Regions from separate parts of the Mus musculus genome. Here region 2 is linked to region 1. The links are chromatin loops, found by intact Hi-C in ENCODE. Cell type or tissue: left cerebral cortex. All regions are shown on one strand. Each heading gives the region's core, and the rest is flanking DNA. Links, peaks and the distances in the headings are about the cores only.

The links. A loop is a pair of places that touch in the nucleus more often than their neighbours do. Peaks named below come from ENCODE experiments on the same cell type or tissue, not always from the same donor. Only the 100,000 strongest peaks of a DNase experiment are listed, where the experiment ranks them.
Region 2: a loop joins it to region 1, with 2.5 times the contacts of the local background. A loop is called at or near these places in 7 of 42 quality-filtered maps.

What each region holds. Positions count from the first base shown.
Region 1 is chr5:144,962,518-144,966,822 of GRCm38, forward strand. It overlaps Smurf1 (SMAD specific E3 ubiquitin protein ligase 1), which reads right to left and starts at 3,313. Exons shown (of 18, transcript NM_001038627.1): 1 at 2,984-3,313. The coding sequence starts at 3,038. In left cerebral cortex, for the core only: no CTCF peak of the experiment used is centred there; DNase peaks (open chromatin) are centred at 1,127, 1,571 and 2,601; H3K4me3 peaks cover 2,291 bases; H3K27ac peaks cover 1,441 bases.
Region 2 is chr5:144,887,085-144,891,389 of GRCm38, forward strand. Smurf1 (SMAD specific E3 ubiquitin protein ligase 1) reads right to left here. Exons shown (of 18, transcript NM_001038627.1): 10 at 4,231-4,305; 11 at 2,615-2,718. Among named protein-coding and RNA genes, the nearest start is that of Mir7039, 7.6 kb to the right of the region's middle. In left cerebral cortex, for the core only: a CTCF peak has its summit at 2,003 (motif pointing left); no DNase peak of the experiment used is centred there.

The DNA of each region.
Region 1 (4,305 bases), core at 556-3,055:
ACAAGCCAGAGGGTCAACCTCAGGAGCCATAACCTTGGTTTTTCCCTTCAGATACGATCTCTTACCAGGACCTGGGGCTCGCTGATCAGGTGAGGCTCCCAGCCAGCCACGTTCAATTTTTAAGTGGGTGCAGGGTTCCAGCTCAGGTCTCATGCTTTCTGGGCAGACACACTCCTGACTGAGCCAGCTCCCCAGCTTCAATAGCTCTCATTCTTAAAAAGTCATCTTTCCCCAAATACAAATTCATAAATAGACTCCATAACAGTATTTATCTCTGGAGAGACTGCTACCCAACTGTCCTCACTTCCTGTCACAGCAGAGAGATGAAGGCAAGCCTACCTCATGTTCAATAAAATGGCTGGTTCCAAGAGTTTCACGATTGTCATCACATAGGCACACCATCCAGCAACCCCCAATCCTATGATGACGCTCACAGATGCTCTCAGACCATGAGCTTTAACACCCATCCCTAGTCCTTCCCCATCAAAAGCCATCCAAAACTCTGACACTTTCCAAGTCTGCAATACCAAAATTAACCAGTTGACCAGGATCTGTTAATAGATACCTGCCACAAATTCCACAATTAAGCCACTGATCTCATTTCTACTGAAACTCCCCAAGTCAGTCACTTTAGCGGGAAGGCTGAAAGCAACCTGGATCATATCTGAAGTCATAGCCCAGTGTCAATGAGCAGCAAACTTTCCCAAAGATGACTGTCAAAGAACCTAACTTCCTAACTAACACATGCCCTTCGCATGTCCACTGAGCAAGTCTCTTCCAGTATCTGTCCAGAGGCAAAGATGGCCAATATGACCGGGGTCTGGGTTCTAGTGCAAACACCGTTATCTGCTCCCACATCTTCAGGGAAAACTATCAATCTTTTCTTAAACACAAGAAACTTTCCAAGAATTTCCACCATGATCACAGGTCTTACCCTAAGGCTCTGCCTGAAAGGACAAGCAGAAGTCTTAGTCCCCAACACACTGCCTTGGAACAGAAAAATCCAGGGAACTCCCTGCAAGGCCTCAGACTTAACGATGTATTTCCTCTTCTGAGCTGGAAAGCCCCAAAGCAGGCCCTCTGCCAACCCTGCCATGCATGCAGCCTTAGGGATGGATTCACACTGGTAAGGTCTGCAGAGAAAGGAGAGGGAGAAAGAAAGAGGAAGCTGAGGGCAGTGGTCCAGACTCCGGACCCACGAAGAGGGACAGCTATGACAGAGAGCTCTCCCCTTGCCTGCATGCAAACTGCCCTGCTGCTGTCAGACCCACAGCAAGCTCTGCGCTCACCTTTGAAGGTGGCACTACAGAGCACTTAGCAAACCTGAACATTCCTCTGAAGACTGAGGGGAACAAGGCGCCTTGCACTAGAGCAGCTGCCACAGCTCAGCTTGTGTGGGAGGGGGGACTCAAGGATGTGGCGAGGGGTGAAGGCATTGCAGAGGAGGTAGGAACCAAGGACTCGTCTCTGGAGTACTAAGTGGCCTGGCCTCGGGGAGAACGGAAGTGGACTAGACTGGAGAGGTCTGGACCACTGATGAGGTGGGGGAAGTGAGAACAAGACTGGGAGACAGACGTTTGGTCCCAGACAGGATTGAGGAATTTGCGACTTAAGGGTGGAGGCTGTAAGACAGAAGCGAGTGGGCGGGACTGAAAGATAAGTGAGGGCGGGATCAAGCAGGGACGGGGGCGTGGCTGAAAACAGTAGAGGGGGCGGAGCCAAGAGAGGAGAGGGGAAACTAGAGAGATGGAGATGAGGAGTGGGTGAGGCGGTGGGAGAGCAAAGAGAAGCAAGGCAAACGAGTAGGGGGTGGGATGATTCGAAGGGACCCAGAGAGAGAAGGGAGAAGGTAGATAATGTTCATGTGAGAGAGTGGGAAGAAAGAAAGGAGAGAGAGATGAAGTGATGAGAAGCTGCAAGGGAAAAGAGGGAGGGGACAGGCGGGAGGATGGTGAGGGGTGGGCCTAGAGGGGAACAGCAGGTAGAAGGAGGATGAGAGTGAAGAGATGGATGATGAAAATGTGAGGTAGGGGTGGAAAGAGCGGTGGAGGTGCAGCGAGGGGGCGGGATCTACATGAAGTTGAAAGGTGTGTGGCTATGTACAAGGCCTGAAGAAAAGCAGGCAGGGGGGTAGGTGTGGATCAGAGGGTGCTGGGGCGGTGTCAAGAGAGGACACTAGAGGGGACCGGTGGAGGGCCCCGAGGGGTGGTACCTATATGCAGCTGAGGGTAGGTGTGGGGCAGAAAGGAGAGGGGGGGGGGGAGTCCTGTAGTGGAGGAGCTAGGGGGCGGGACCTGATCCAGAAGGGTAAAGTTAGGGGCAGAGGGAGAAAGCTAGGGGGCGTGGCCCATATGCAACTGATGGTAGGTGTGGGCAGATAGAGTAGTGTGGGCAGGGGGGGATAGGCAAGAACCTGAAGAGAAAGGAGCCAGAGGCGGGGCCAAGAGAATCAGCCACAGGGGTGGAATCTATGATAGAGGGATGAACAGCAAGCCAGGCTTAATGCAGAAAAGGCAGCTGCCTGGGCCTGCAGAGCAAGCAGGGGGCGGGGAATGATGCAGAGGGAGGAGCCATAGGGCGGGTCGCCAAAGCTACAAAGTAGTCAAGGGGTGGAGCCTGTGAGGGGGAGGGGGAGTCTGCAGAAGAGTCGAGGGCTGAGCCTAGTTAAGGGGGCGAGTCTGCAGATCGGAGAGGCGTGGCTTGATGCAGAGGGAGGGCGGGGCTGCCGCAGCGGGGCGTGTCCTGATGTGCCAGGGGCGGGCCCTGATGCAGAGGGAGGGGACGGGGCGGCAGGGGCGGCGCCTGCAGAGCACCCGGGGGGCGGGGCCGGGAGCGCGAGCGAGGGGCGCACGCCGTAGGGGGTGCAGCGGTCCCGGGACAACGGCCGGTGCAAGGGGGGGGGGGGGGGAGGGGGCGGGGCGGGAGTCCGCAGGGTCCCTGGGACAGTCTAGGGGCGCGAGGGCCGCGGCCCTGTCGTGCCTACCTGTCAGACGGATCTTGATGCTGGAGCCGTTCCTACGGGTCCCGGGGTTCGACATCTCCCGCCAGCGGCCGGCCGGCCTCGGATCCAGTGCCGCCGCCCCCCAGCCCGGCCCGGCCCGGCCCCGCCGCCGCCTCAAGGTTACGGCCACGGGCTGGGCGCCGGGGTCCGAGCCGGGACGCCGAGTGCGCGGCGCAGGCGTTGGGCCGGAGACCACGGGCTGGAACCGTAGAACCGAGCGCTCGGCCGCGCCGCCGCCAGGAGCCGCCCCTGGCTGGCCCAGCCCGGAGCCGCCGCGCTCGCAGCCGGACGCCCGCCGCCCTCGCTGCTTCCGCCGCCGCCTCCCGAGCTGCGCGCGCCCGCCGCCTTGCCGGCCCGGCCCTGCGCGGCCTCGCGCTTGCGTGTGTGCGTGCGTGCGCGCGCCCGAGCACGGCGCTACGCGGACCGCGCTTGTCCTGGGCGCGCGCAAGGGGGTCTGGGGGAGCTGCAAGGTTCCTGCAGCCGGCGGGGAGCCTTGAAACAGACACCACCGTGGCCACCACCGCCCCACACACGTAGACGACACACACGCACACACAAGCGGCGCAGTCGGAGCTGGTTCTTAGTCACAATCTCAGAACCAACTGATTTGCTTGTGCGACGATTTGGGGGAACCGATTGTTTCTTCAGTGTCGGACTTTTCAAAGCTCCTGATGGAAGCCAGGGTGTTGCATGAAACCCCAAGAACCGTGCGCGCGTGCGCGCGTGGGTACACACTAGATCCTGCAAGTTCCAAGGGAAGACTTCCCGCAGTGATCGAGTGTCGGATGTGCCCTGTGCAACTGGTGTATTCGATTGACAAAGTGGCTAGACTCAGAGGAAGTGCGGCATATGGACCAGCTAAACAAGATGAAGGATGTAAATGGAGAGGTGGTGGTTTTGTGGATAGGAACCTGCATGCAACTGAACTAACCCAGAGAAGTAAGCAGTCGGGTTTTCGAGTCCCTGCCTTCTGATGAACCCACCCCCAAACCCCCAGAGTGTCAGGCCGGTAAAAAGTAAAAGCCGGGCTTTCTTTCCCCAGCAAGCAAACCAATCTCTATGGTAACGCATTCTAGAGAGGAAATAAAAGGTTCTTGAAAAGGCTGCGTATATTTACCAAACTCCCATCCGACCTGAACTTAATTCACTTCATGGGCAGACTCTATGGTTCTTCCTTAGAACCAGCTACCCACAGCGTTTGACCACCCTCTTTGGAGACAGGGGCTCATCTGTAGCTGAGGCTGACCTCAAAACTGTGATTCCCCCTACTCAGCCTCCGGAGCGCAGGGATTACAGGCTTGTAC
Region 2 (4,305 bases), core at 989-3,488, 75 kb before region 1:
TATCTTTTCATATGTGTGTACGTGTGTATGTGTGTACATGTAAAGGGCAGAAGCTGCCTCTCCGTCTTCCTTAATTGCTCTCAGCTTATTTTTGGAGGCAGGCTGGCCAGGGAGCCCCACAGATGCTCCGGGCTCACAGTGCGTGCCCGGTGCTGCTGGGCTTGTATTTGGGCTCTGAGGCTTGAACTTGGGTCCTTATGCTTTCGGGGCAAGTACTTTCCACACTGAGCCAACTCCTCAGCCCATTCATCACTGTGCAATGGAAAGAAAACTTAGATGAATCTGAAAACATCACAGTGGTTAGAAATCCAGCAGGAATACATTGGTTAGCTTAGTTTCTAAATTCCTCTAATGCTTAACATCACTGTACTCTTAAAAAAACAAAAACAAAAACAAACCCAGCCAAACACAATAACCAGTTCTGCTGGAAACTGAAGGGGGGGGGGCTGCTGTGAGATGGGTTCAATCCTGAAGATACTGGGGTACAGCACCTTCAGATGGATAGCCCTCGAGACAATGGGCTCAGATTTTAGTGTGTAGTCTCCGACTCTTCAAACAGAAAGGAGGCAGGTTAGGGGAGGGCAGCACAGACCAAAACCGTCTGGACATGAAAGGGATGGAAATAAACAAAAGATACACAGATACATCAGACCAAAAAACCTGGCAGACCCTCAAGGCTCTCCCATCTGTACTTCCGTCAAGTATTCTTTAAGGACCAGGGACCTCCTTGGCTGTGTGTAGCTACTGCCTGTGCGATTCTCTAAGCACTCCTTCCCTCGTCGAGTTAAGAGTACAAGAGAGTGGGGGCTAAGCTGGGCATGGAGGCACACGCCTTTAATCCCAGCACTCGGGAGGCAGAGGCAGGCGGATTTCTGAGTTCGAGGCCAGCCTGGTCTACAGAGTGAGTTTCAGGACAGCCAGGACTACACAGAGAAACCCTGTCTTGGAAAAAAAAAAGGGGGGGGGTGCTGAGAACATGCCATGTGCACCTGTATGCACATGAAGTCACTGCAGGTCCCTAGACTTGGTGACTGTTGAGTAAATGCAGTCCCTACACAACACACAGCTGCCTGATGGGAGGCCTCCAGTGAGAAGACTTAACAATGCCTTAGATGTATTTAATTCTTCATACTCATTACTTACAATGGAATCCCATAGTTAGTGTGCTATGTAGTAACTTACAACACTGGCCTGCTCTGAGCACGGGAAGATGAGGCGAGGAAGCCCTATAGAAAGCAGAAGAGGAAGGAGCTGGGAATAAGGTAGAAGACTCAGCAGGAGGAGGGCTGTGAGCTCGGAGACTCCTGCGCACAGCAGCTACTGCCAAAGGTGAGAGCCTGGCATTAGAGCCGTTCTAGAACTGGGAATCTGGCCATGAACTAAACCAAGTTTCTCACTGTGGATAGCTGCTAGGGGCACAGACGGAAGAAAATTACACCAAGCAGCTGCTCTGCAGGGAGAAACCAAGAAAGAGGCGGCTAGGGGGACAGTGCCTAGGGTCTGCTCCAGAAGCAGAGGAGCTGATGCTGATGCCCAGGCTGGACGGCCATGACAGACTAGGTCTCTAAGTAGAGTGCTGCAAAGTGCTGTCCCGAGCATCTTCAAGTTTATGGGGGCAAGGAAGACAAAGCCTGGTTTTAAAAGGAAGCCAGGTATGGTGGGTCATACCTTTAATTTCAGTACTCAAGAGGCTGAGGCAGAAGGAATACTCTCATTTTAGACCAGTCTATGCTATGTAGTGAGTTCTGGGATGGGGAAATGAGAAGGAAAGAATAGGCAAGGAAGAGATAAATAGAATTCAGAGACAAATTAAATTCTAAAGGGCTAAGTAGTATTCTATAATTCAAAAGTAGAGGGGCTGGAGAGATGGTTCAGTGATAAGAGCACTCATTGCTCTTGCAGGTTACCTGGGTTTGATTCCCAGCACCCACATGGCAGCTCACAACCACCTGTTAACTCCAGTCTCAGGGGAATCTAATGCCCTCTTCTGGCCTTTGTGGGCACTGCATGTCCACAGTGCATAGACACACATGCAGTCAAAACGTTCACACATAAAGTCTTTACAAAGAAAAGTTTCAGAGGAGCCTGAGTGGCAGACATGGAGAACTGTAGAGAGCTCAGTCTGCGAGCAGAGGGTTAGCTATCCTAACTACTGCCCAGAGTCCGTGTCTGTGACCAGGTCCCTACATCAGGAGGTAGCAGCCCAATCTTGGCTACCTGGAGGATACCAGATGCCTCTTAGAACAAATGCCAACGTTTGTTAAAGAAGTCTCATCTCTAAAGTGAAATGAATGGCAGCATATTGTAAGATCCCTGGATAAAACAAATACCTGCACGTCCCACCCCCACACTGCTACCTGGTTAAGTTCAGGAGTGGCCCTGGGAGTTTTGTGTTCAGACACATACAGTAAAGAAGAAGTGTGAAACTTTAATCCTGACTACAAGTTAAAAAGTGACATCATACATTTTCTAATGGGAGGTGTCAGCAGGAGAAGCCTCGGTGCCCTGTGGTGCCCTGTGGAGATGCTGGCACAGGTCCACTGTGACACTCAGGAAGTGGGCAGCTCCAGCAGCCTGCCACTCATGTGGGGAAGAGGATTGACCAGCAACTCACCGAGCCACTCCACCATAGTCCAAACCTTCCTCCCCTCGGAACTTCACCATCAGGCGCTTCTTTAGGTCTTTTGGCCGCATCTTCATGATCTGGCGATACGACTCCTACACATCAAAACCACAAGTTCACAAAAAAGATGTTTGAGAGTGGAGAGGATAGAACCCAGGTACTTTAACATACTAGCCAAGTGCTGCAGGTGAGCCACGCCTCCCAGCCCCTCACTGGGGGATTCTAGGCAGGTGCTCTACCACTGAGCCACACCCCAGCCCCTCCCTGGGGGATTCTAGGCAGGGGCTCTACCACTGAGCCACGCCCCCAGCCCCTCACTGGGGGATTCTAGGCAGGGGCTCTACCACTGAGCCATACCCCCAGCCTCTCACTGGGGGATTCTAGGCAGAGGCTCTACCACTGAGCCACGCCCCCAGCCCCTCACTGGGGGACTCACTTTCCTTCTTCTTCCCAGAGACAAGACCAGGACCAAATAGCCATGCACTGTCTCTGAGAAGGAAGTGCCCCAGCAGAAACTCTGAAGGAATGAATGGGTGTGAGGAGGACCCACAGGCTGAAGAATGATCTACACAGTTCAGGGCCAGCTGGGGTCCCGTCCTGAGTCACCAGCTTCTGCACAGAAAACCACTGAGCACTGAAAACTATTGTCAGAGACAGACACACAACTTCGCTCAGCTTGAGCCTAGGACCTGACAAACCCTGCATCTCACTAAACAGTAAAACTGGTCCCTCGGGGGAGAAGAGTCTTGGCTGGCTACACCAATCTTGGAAGACTCATATATGCACTACACAGAGACTACAAGGGGAGTCCGTGTCACCTGGTTAAGAAAGCGGTAAGTACTGCGGAGACCACGGAAGTCTGTCTGGAGGCTTCTCAGCAAACTACAGCTACATCTACAGGCACATATACACTTCAGAGCACTTAGCAAAATCTATGGTAAGTCATCAAGGCTCATTCACAATAGCTAAGTTCTGCAGTCAACCTTGGATAAAGAATATGTGGTGTGGACAGACACTAGAAGTTTTGTATCCATAGAATTAAGCAACCAGAGATAGTCATAGTGAGTGAGTTAAGCCTGTCTTAGAAGACAAATAACTGTGTTTTTTTCTCATAACCATAATCCCTAACTTTTATAGATATATAAAATCATGTAAGTATCTGTGAAGTTTAGGAAAACACCAGAGGGAGGACTGTAAGAGGGAGAAATCATAGAGTGGGGGCTGGGAGACAGGCAGAGCCAACAAGATGAAATGTCCTTGTGTAACACTATTTGTATAATAAATATCCACAATGAAAAAAAATTTTTTTGAGACAGGGTCTCACTGTGTAGCCCTGGCTGTCCTAGAACTCAAGTCTGTAGACCAGGCTGGCCTTGAACTCATAGAGATCCACTTGCCCCTGCCTCCCTAGTACTGCGATATAAAGCACGTGCTACTATATCCAGCTATAATAAAAACTAAACAACAGATACATCAGTAAAGCGGATCCTTCAAATGCCAAGCAGAAAGCAGAGTCCACCAAGATGGCAAACACAGCTCATTTAACACAAACTTCCTTGCGTGCTTCCCCATGGGGCTATATGGTTTAGCAAGACATAATTCTTTACCTCAAATATCTCTTCTCTGGAGACTTCTATTCGACAGTGACCAGCCTGGGGCTGCTGAAGAGAGAGCTCGTGCCT